Linked DNA regions of Homo sapiens: region 2 is linked to region 1. Evidence: read pairs that join two places in POLR2A ChIA-PET (ENCODE). Cell type or tissue: OCI-LY7. All regions are shown on one strand. Links, peaks and the distances in the headings refer to the core of each region. The heading gives the core; the rest is flanking DNA.

Region 1 (5,385 bases), core at 125-5,124:
GCACAGTGACATAACAGTGCTATATCATATGTCATTGATATCTTTGACCATCACTTGTGACAATTCGTTTTCTTAATTTGGGGGAGGATTTTTAAAATCTCAGTAGAATTATTGTCCTCACCACTACTTAGACTACTTAAACAAGTAAAAAAAAAAAAAAAAAAAAAACTGTCCACTTTAATTTCCCTGCATTCTTTATACCAAATTTAATCATTCCTTTTCCAGGTCATTGGATCTCAGTTATAAATGAGTCTAAGTTCCCAGTTTGGTCAAAATACTTATCGTTTTCAGTGGTGAGGGAGAAACAGTCTTTTATCAGAGCAGTTGATGATAATTTTTAAAATACAGTAGTGAATAAACATTTTTTAAAAATTTAACATTTTTCTAGTATATGAGGATACTCAGGATGAAGTATGTTATCAAGATAATTTTGGAATACAGGACTAAATATACCTATGAAAAATATAAGATGATGCTGGGCATGGTGGCTCACACCTGTAATCCCAGTGCTTTGGGAGGCCAAGGCAGGAGGATTGCTTGAGCCCAGGAGTTCGAGACCAGCCTGGGCAACATGGAGACACCCCATTTCTACAAAAAAATTTAAAATATAGCTGGGCCTGGTGGCATACACCTGTGGTCCCAGCTACTTAGGAGGCTGAGGCAGGAGGATTGCTTGAGCCCAGGAGTTCAAGACTATAGTGAGCTATGATCATACCACTGCACTCCAGCCTGAGTGATAATGCAAGACCCTGTCTCTAGAAAATACAAATCGAAAATATAAATTAAACAAAAGAAGATGACTCTGCCAGGTGCCTTCTGTTTTATCTAGTGACTGAGCTGTGCTATTTATCTTTGAAATGACACCTTTGGAGATGTCAGTTGCTGGGTTCCTGGTGAATAATAGAACAAGCTTCCAAAGTCGGGGTTGTTACCTTGTGAGCCACTGTACAATAAAAAGTGCAGTTCTAGTTCTCTCTTTTCAGTAAATCTAAAGTGGTCCAGAGAAACAGCACAGAGACTAAGCAATCTACCTTTTTATGAAAAGTTTTTAAAAATCCAAATGAAAGGATAAAAAGGCAAGCAACCCCAGAGCATGCTAAATAATTCTTTAGAATAATTAATTCTTAGTTCTACACTTGTCTGAACTACCCAGCAACACCACTGCCATTCCCAGGCCGGGGTGCCTGCATCTCTTGACTGGGCCTGATGTCAATCTGATCTTCCAGCTCACACCTGAGGAGGATTGTGCTCTAGTAGTAATGACAGGATCATTTGAGTGGCTTTCAAAAGCAAGTGGAAAATACAGGCTCTTTACATGAATTTATTCCAGGAGCCTGTATTCTCCTGGGGTTTTAAACACAAAGAGGCTTGACTCGAATGTCAAGTTCAAAACGCCCTCTAGATTTGCATCATTGGGAGCATGAGCAAGAGAGGCTTCCTGGCTCGCTTCTCTGTGTACCCACTTTCTCTCTCGGCTGACCCTGATGAAGGATTCTAAGTGGCTGCAAATGGCAGGCTCTGTCAGCCTGTCTCCAAAAAGGCTTCTGAAGGAAATTTCTCATACCCTGGAAGAAAGTGTGGGATGAGACGAGTGGATGGGAAGCATCTTAAGGTTACTTGCTGCCTTTTTAAACCCTGCTGGAGATGGTAACCAAGTCCTGGAATTCTTCCTGCAGCCTGGCGTGTCTGTGTGTCAGCTTGACCTTATCTTTCTGAAGCAGGTGCACTGAGCCCATGTAAAGTGCACAGATGTCATGTCCTGCTCTCGCAGAATCAGCTATGCCACAGACTGCAGTCGTCTCATTATGAATCTTCTTTAATATATTAATCTAAACGTATTCACCTCGCTTTCCCTGTCTTTCTCAGCTTTAAAAAAAACCCACATACACAAAGAGGCTGACTTTTACCATCACTAACCTTGTCCAAGGTTAGGGGCGATTTGGGGACAACACATGCCCTAGTGACTGTTGGTTTAAACCGATTGCATTAATCAGTTTTGCATTTTGATCAGTTGATCATGAAATGCCTATAATTACAAAAGTCACACATGCCATTATATGCACAAATGATCGGGATGACTTACACAGGGGTGGAGGGCTTCCTAGGAGGAATGCCTCTTTGGTTTTATGTAAAAGCTGTAAGGGCATTCACGTTCTGCACCTGATTCTAGTCGGTTCATGCATTTTAATTCTCTGTTTTTATCTGCTACATTTTGCCTACCCATGAAACATGTTTAGGCCTCTCTTAGAAGGTGTTTGAGAGCAGTCAGCTCCTCAGAAAATGATAACATTGTCCGATAAGTAGGAAATGAATCAATTATTTCATAATTATTCATTTGTTTGTGAATTAGTTTTTCCTAGCAATTTCAATATTTTGGAGTTTATTGAAATACAGAACTTACATTTTAAAAACTAACCATCCTATTCTGGTGTTGATGAATTCCCCTAATTTGGAATTCCTAGCAGCTTTTAAAGGTATACGTTGCATGCCATTATATTCTAATTTAAAGATTTTTAGAAAATGTATAGAGTTGAGCAGTCTACTTTCAGAACATCTCCTTCATCGCCAAAAGATCATTTCCATTCCCCATTTGTAATCCCTCCTCACCATCACTTCTAGCCTCATTTAATTCTTTTTTATTTTTGTTTATTTTTGTGGGTTTGTTTTTTGTTTTGTTTTGTTTTTTTGAGACGGGGTCTTGCTCTGCCACCCAGGCTGGAGTGCAGTGGCATGATCATAGCTCACTGCGGTTTCAACTGCCTAGGTTCACACAATCCTCCTGCCTTAGCCTCTGGAGTAGCTGGGACTACAGACACGTGCCACCACACCCAGCTTTTTTTTTTTTTTTTTTTTAATTTCTTATAGAGATGGGCTTTAACTGTGTTGCCCAGGCTGGTCTCAAACCCCTACCTAGGCTCAAGGCTCAAGTGATTCTTCCACCTCGGCCTCCCAAAGTGCTGATATTACAAGCATGAGCCGCTGCACTCGGCCCTCATTTAATTCCTTTTTTTTTTTTTTTTTTTTTTTTTTTTTTTTTTTTTGAGACAGAGTCTCATTCTGTCGCCCAGGCTGGAGTGCAGTGGCACAATCTCAGCTCACTGCAACCACCACCTCCCAGGTTCAAGTGATTCTTTTGCCTCAGCTTCCTGAGTAGCTGGGATTACAGGGACCTGCCACAACACCTGGCTAATTTTTGTATTTTTTAGCAGAGACGGGGTTTCGCCATGTTGGCCAGGCTGGTCTCGAACTCCTGACCTCAAGTGGTCTATCTGTCTCGGCCTCCCAAAGTTCATTTAATTCTTGATTCGACATTTTTTGGACTTTCTGGAAACTGAGAAAATAAACTGTTAACTATGGTCCTACCAAGTTTGACGCTGTTCCTGCTGGCTGTGTGTGTGGGCGTCTATGTGTGGCTTCATAATCTTTCCTGTACATATTAACATTGTGTCTGCAGCCTTATGATATCTTCACCTTCTTAAAGCACATGGCAGCATAATTTCCGCATCACTTTTTCATTTGTGGTACATACAAGGATGCTTCATACCTAATGCCGTTTCCATCCTTTTAAACCACAGGCACATCCATCTGGAAGGCCTTTTTCTTCACCCCCAACTTCAACCCCGTGGGTTCCAACGGATGCTTTGCCACACACGTGTGCTTCTGTTTCGGGAGTTATGTCACCCATCACGACCCACCTTTACTCTTTGATATTTCCAAAGATCCCAGAGAGAGAAACCCACTAACTCCAGCATCCGAGCCCCGGTTTTATGAAATCCTCAAAGTCATGCAGGAAGCTGCGGACAGACACACCCAGACCCTGCCAGAGGTGCCCGATCAGTTTTCATGGAACAACTTTCTTTGGAAGCCCTGGCTTCAGCTGTGCTGTCCTTCCACCGGCCTGTCTTGCCAGTGTGATAGAGAAAAACAGGATAAGAGACTGAGCCGCTAGCAGCGCCTGGGGACCAGACAGACGCATGTGGCAAAGCTCACCATCTTCACTACAAACACGCCTGAGAGTGGCACTGGGGAAACATAACTCCATCTACACCTTGGATTTGGACTGATTCTCCATTTTATCACCTGAAGGCTTGGGCCAGAGCTCAACAGCTACTCAACTGGAGGGGTGAGGGGGATAAGGTCTGTAGTATACAGACAGGAAGATGGTAGGTTTATGCCTTCTGTGGCCAGAGTCTTGGACTCATGGAAATAGAATGAATAGAGGGGCATTCACAAGGCACACCAGTGCAAGCAGATGACAAAAAGGTGCAGAAGGCAATCTTAAAACAGAAAGGTGCAGGAGGTACCTTAACTCACCCCTCAGCAAATACCTATGTCAACAGTATAAGTTACCATTTACTCTATAATCTGCAGTGATGCAATAACCAGCATAATAAAAAGGCAATCACATAAAAAAGAGTTTAGTCGTCTAAACATAAGTAACTTTAAGGTGAATGAAAGATCTTCTTTAGGAATAATAGATGATGGTAAGTTCCACTTTGGTTATTGGAAGGCAAGTCATTATTACTGGTATTAGTTAAAACACATATCAAATGCTTGCTCTTCATCATATATATAGTTATGCATACATACACACACACACATACAGTATATTCTTTCCTCAAAAGGGTTAAGATGTCTAAAATAGGGACCTAGAAGCTTAACACTATTTAAGTAAATACAGTAGAAGCTCACAAATAGATTTCTTTGCACAATGATTTTTTGCAAAATTTTACAGTAATAATAATCCCAAGGCAAATCTCTCCTGAACTGCTTTCCATTCCATAATTTGTAGTATAATTCTTGGATTCCACTGTTTTCTTTGGGGAATGGAAGTTCTGAATTAAAAGCCCACTGTGGAGATGCTGTGGTTCATGGAATCTCTTCCAGTGTAATTCAGAATCATTGGCCTAGAAAGTCTCTGATATTTGGAGGGGAACAAAAATCACTCACAAGCAATCCATGATCTATACACATAAGCATAATTTCCTTTAGTTCTAGTTAGTCATCAGAGAACAGTCATGTATGCAAGTTTTGTGACTGAGAAATTTCTGTGCTTCCAATCCACAATGAGATGCATGATTTTGTTTTCATCCCATTTCCCCCAAGCCCCTGTAAATCAGGGAAAATGCGCAACTGATCGCCTAGGAGAGGGCCTCGTAGTGGCACAGCTGGAGATAGTTTCAAAGTCTAAACCACCAGCCCATCCTGAGGAAAGCCTCCTATGGAATGTAAAGTGCAATCATTTCTTCAGATATAAGACTTTCCCCAACAATGTGATTGGATTCCTTTATGGCAAAATCGAGAGAAGCTGCCATCCACCTGCTTATGCATTTATCTCTTTTGTGGACTTGTCTGACCACCTTCTATTTGCCCAGAGTTTGCTCA
Region 2 (5,385 bases), core at 93-5,092, 120 kb before region 1:
CATTGGCTAATTAAGTAGAATTGTGTAATCATGTTGTTTGAATTTGGATCTTGTTGGTTTATTGTTGCCATAACTGTCTGTCTGCAAGTAACAATAAGCTTGAAGCCTAAGCAAACTTAACATATGAAAATCTGTGTCAAGGGCATCTCTGCTTTATAAAAGACAGTCTTCAATTAGGACCCCTCCCCAGTGGGATTGAGCACAAAAACAGCTATTTGTGAGAAAGGATGCCCTCAGCTGCAAAAAAAAAAAAAAAAAAAAAAAGATGTTTTCAGTCTTTTTCAAAATTATGTTTAAAGACAACTATCATCATTAAGTTTTTTGCTCTATCTAGACTTTGCAATGTTTTCCATCTCAGAACAGAAACTACTGCCCTAAATATTCAATTAATATTAAATGGCCCTATAGGAATTTATGTCTAAGAGATAGCATTCATTATCTGTATTTTTTCCTATTGCTTTTTAGGCATTTATTTATTTTTATATATTTAGGGGGTACAAGTATAATTTTGTTACAGGGATATATTGTGTAGCAGTAGTCTGGACTTTTAGTGTACCCATCATCCAAATAGTGAACTTTGTACCCATTAAGTAATTTTTCAACCCTCACTCCTATCTCACTGCCCACCTTTTATACTCTCCAATGTCTATTATTCCAATTAGTATATCCATGTCTATCCATTATTTAGCACCCACTTATAAGTGACAATATGCAGTATTTGACTTTCTGAGTTATTTCAGTAATGATAATGACCTTTAGTTCCCTCCATTTTGTTGCAAAAGACATGAATTCATTCTTTTATATGACTGAGAAGTATTCCACGGAATATATATATACCACTTTTTTTTATCCAATCCTCTGTTGATGGACACTTAGGTTGATTCCATATCTTTGGTATTGTGACTAGTGCTGAGATTAATGTACAAGTGCAGGTATCTTTTTAATACAATGATGTCTTTCCCTTTGGGTTCATACCCGGTAGTGGGATTGCTGGATCAAATGGTAGTTCTATTTAATTCTTTGAGAAATCTCCATACCGTTTTCCATAGAGGTTATATTAATTTACATTCCCACCAACAGTGTGTAAGTGTTCCATTTTCTCTGCATTCTTGACAACATCTGTTGTTTTTAGACTTTTTAATATAGCCCTTCTGATGGTGGAAGATGGTACCTCATTGTGGTTTTGATTTGCATTTCTCCGATGATTAGTGGTCTTGCACATTTTTGTTTTCATATGTTTGTTGGGTGCTTATATGTCTTCTTTTGGAAAATGTCTGTTTGTGTCATTTGACTCCTTTTTAATGGGGTTATTTGTTTTTGTTTTTTTTTCTCATTGAGTTGTTTGAGTTCCTTGTGGATTCTAGATATTAGCACTTTGTCAGATGCATAGTTTGCAATTTTTTTTCCATTCTGTAGGTTGTCTATTTACTCTGTTGATTGTTTCTTTTGCTGTGCAGAAGCTTTTTAGTTTAAGTCCTGTTTACCTAATTTTGTTTTTGTTGCATTTGCTTTTGAGGACTTGGTCATGAAGTAAAGCCAAGAGTGAATTAGATATATTTTTTTAAGTTTATGGAAACCAGCAGAAGACATAGACTACATAGACATTCATTTTTTTTTCACTTTCCTCATCATGGAAATATTCTGAGACATGAAACATCACTGTGACCCAAGGAGAGGCATTGGCGAGAGTTAGTTGAAAGAGAAGGAGAAAGGAAAAGAGTGGAATATCATTCACTAAACACCTCCCATCTGCCTTGGAAGTTGGGTGCACTTCATCTCTTTTAAAAATGGAGATAATGGGACATGGAAGCTTGGAGTGATAAAGCCAATATTTGAAAAGGGGACGAGTTGACTTTATGATCTGATCTTTTCACTTAAAGCTCTCAGTTCTTCAATGAGAAAAGTAGGTGTCCTGGACATTATTTTATACTAGCCAAGTTCTGACTTGAGCAGGAATTAAAATGTAATGGTTTCAAAGCACTGGATAATTCATCAACCAGTAGCACTAAGCACAGGGGTAGGGTTAGTCCCTCCTCATACCAATTTTATGGCTGTCATTAGAGTTAAGCATTTAACCTCCCTGGACTTCAGTCCCTTCACTTGTGCAATGGACTGACTGTTTATTTCCCCCCCAAATTCATATATTTTAATTCTAACCCCCAAGATGATGGTATTTGGATGAGGGGCCTTTGGAATGTGATTAATCATGAGGGGTTTGTCCTGAAAAATGGGATTAGTACCCATATAAAAGAGACCCCAGAGAGCTCCCTCATTCCTTCCACCATATGAGAACATGGGGAGAAGGCACTGTCTATGAAACAGGAAGCAGGTCCTCACCAGCACAGAATCTGCAATACCTTAGTCTTGGACTTCCAGCCTGCAGAGCTGTGACAATAAATTTCTGTTGCTTATAAGCTACCCAATCTGTTGCATTCCACGATAGCAGCCCAAATAGACTAAGACAATCTGTAAAATAAGGGTATTCACCACCCATGAGGTCTCATAGAACCTTCTGGGTCTAATCGTCTGTGGTTCTCAAAGCCTTCCCCATTTGAAGGTTGATGTTTCCTACTTGGTGGAACATTTCTCTTGCTTCCAACTTTATTTTGCTCTTTCTGGCTTCCTTGGCTGAATTCTCTCTTCCCTGTAATTTTCTCTGCATGGCACTTGCAGTTTCACCAGTGGGCTATGGAAGATGTCTTTCAAAGCCTCTGGCTAAGGTGTAAGAACAGCTGGGGTCCTCATTGGGAAGCCGATTAAACTTTAAAACAGTAGGCTGAGGTCTAGAACTGTTCCAGGAGGTGAGATGACAGCAATTGTCCCTGTGTTCATACCCTCTGGTTAATGTGACTCCCAGCTATGAATCAACCTTTATATAAATGCATTTTGGCTCACTGGACTGAATGTAGCTCGGATTCAATAATAGAAAATGTGTGGGAGGAGACAGTGAGAACCCCGAAGCCAGAATGGTCTGATGTTGTTTCTTGTGCTGGAGGTCCCCAGGTTCAGCGATTCACCAGAAGGACTAACAGGCTCAGTGCATAGTGGGGCTCATGGCTAAGATGTATTTCAGCAAAAAAATTCAGAACACATTGAACAAAGGGAAACGGCACATGGGGTAAAGGCTGGCAGAATCCAGGCATAAGCTTCCAGGTATGTCTCTGAAAGGAGTCACACGGGACATACTTAACTCCTCCAGCAGTGAGCTGTCAACACATATGAAGTGTTGCCTACAAGGGAAGCTGGTTAGAGACTCAGTGCCCAGGTTTTTTATTGGGAGCTGTTCATATAGGTGCCCTTTGCCTAGTACTACCAAAATTGCAGACTCCCAGACAGGAAGCAGGTGTTCAGCATAAACTATGTTGTTTGTACAAGCATTTCAGGCAGAGTGAGCCATTCTTGTTAATTCTGGGAAGGGTGAGAACCCTCCCCAAATCTAATTCCCAATTGCCAACCAAGAGCACATGTTACAAGCAGGCCTTTCTAAGGAGAGCAATCTCAGGTCCTCTATGTTAACTTCTTTCTGCATATTTCTAAAGTGTTTTATATTTATTATCTTTTTAAGGAAACAAACTCTGTCACCATGAAGTCCTAGATGCATCCCGGAATGTAAAAGCTAGAGGAGAATGTTGGATGTAGCCCATGACTTCATTTTATAGATAAGAAAGCCAATTCTCTTCTTTTTCTCTTTTCTTATTTTTAGTATATTTTTATGAGATATAATTTTCCTACAGTAAAATGCACAGATCTTCAATGTTCCGTTTAAGTTTTGATAATTTTATACAAACATATAATCACTGTCCCAAACAAAATATATAGAGCATGTCCATTATCATCTCAGAACGTTCCTGTTGCCCCTCTCTAATCAATACCCCAGCCAGAGACAAACACTTTTCAGAGTTCTATCACCACAGACAATTTTTGCCTTTTCTTGGACTGCATATGAATGGATTCAAGCCATATAGATTATTTGGGGTCTCACCTCTTTCACTCAACATAATGTGTGTGAGATTCTTATGTGTTGTTGCATGTATCAGTGGTTCATTTATTTTCATGGCTGAGTAGTCTTAGGTTAGATTGATGTTCCAGAGTTTGTTTATGCATTCTCCTGTTGATAGTTATTTGGATTGTCTCCAGTTTTTGGTTATTGTGACTAAGGCTTTGGGTGGATAGATAGTTTTATTTCTCTTGTTTAAACATCGAGTAGTGTAATTGCTTGACAGTAAGATACATGTATATTCAATTGTATAGGAAATGGCCAAACTTTTCTCTAAAACGTTTGCATGAGTTTACACTTCAACAAGTGATATATAAGAGTTCTAGGGGCCAGGAACGGTGGCTCATGCCTGCAATCCCAGCACTTTGAGAGGCTGAGGTGGAAGGATTGCTTGAGCCCAGGAGTTTGAGACCAGCCTGGGCAACATGGTAAGACCTCATCTCTACAAAAATAAAAAAATTAGCCAGGGTGGTGGCTAATTTGCCTCTAGTCCTAACTACTTGGGAGGCTGAGGTTGGGAGGATTGCTTCAACCCAGGAGGTCAATGCTGCAGTGAGCTTTGTTCGTGCTACTGCACTCCAGCCTGGGTGACAGAGCATGACCCTGTCTCAAGAAAAAAACTTAGAGTTCCACTTGTTCTGCATCTTCACTAGCATTTGATATTTTCCGTTTTTCGTTGTTTTGTTTTGTTTTTATTTTAGCCACCGTAGGGGTTGTAAAATGCTATCTCATGGTGGTAATTTTCACTTCTCTGATTACTAATCAGGCTGAATACCTATTTATTTGCTTATTAGCCTTTTGTATATCTTCTTGTATAAAGTGCATATTCAATTGTTTTACCCATTTCATTGTTTCATTCCTTTTTTATTATTGATTTGTTCTTTACATATTCTGGATATAAATCCTTTAAAAAATAATTGTCTTACAAATAAGTTTCCCTGGTCTATGTTGCTTATCTATATTCCTTTTTCCTTAATTTTTAAAAAATTGAATGTTACTTTGAATTATTTTATCTCATGTATCCTCTCAATAGTCCCACTCTCTTCACTTGATGATAAATTAGAAGCATCTAAAAAAACCAATCATTCCCCAAAAAGTAAATTAAAACCTTTCTATAGCCATTGTTCAGTTCTAGTTACTCTATTAGCCTTGTTCAAATCGTTGTTTTTTTTTTTTTTTATAAAAGCAAGCTTTATTTTGCTATCTGATGAGACAATATGCTAGTTTGAGAGTTTGGAATAAAAAACATGGATATTTGTATTATTAAGGAAAGTTTCCAAGCACATAGTTATTAAGGAAAGCACATATTATTAGGCCAAGTTTCCAAGCAAAAGTCTTAGAATAGACATAAAGATGTGAAATAATGAACGGTGACCTTAGTATTTGCC

Evidence for each region. Peaks named below come from ENCODE experiments on the same cell type or tissue, not always from the same donor. Only the 100,000 strongest peaks of a DNase experiment are listed, where the experiment ranks them.
Region 2: POLR2A ChIA-PET joins it to region 1 with 6 read pairs; 2 of 35 experiments call an interaction of 5 or more read pairs at or near these places.

Annotation. Positions count from the first base shown.
Region 1 is chrX:7,346,313-7,351,697 of GRCh38, forward strand. STS (steroid sulfatase) reads left to right here. Exons shown (of 11, transcript NM_001320752.2): 11 at 3,576-5,385. The coding sequence ends at 3,949. Among named protein-coding and RNA genes, the nearest start is that of PUDP, 200 kb to the left of the region's middle. In OCI-LY7, for the core only: no CTCF peak of the experiment used is centred there; no DNase peak of the experiment used is centred there.
Region 2 is chrX:7,222,288-7,227,672 of GRCh38, forward strand. All of the region lies in intron 2 of STS (steroid sulfatase), which reads left to right. Among named protein-coding and RNA genes, the nearest start is that of PUDP, 77 kb to the left of the region's middle. In OCI-LY7, for the core only: no CTCF peak of the experiment used is centred there; a DNase peak (open chromatin) is centred at 2,346; H3K4me3 peaks cover 4,901 bases; H3K27ac peaks cover 4,792 bases.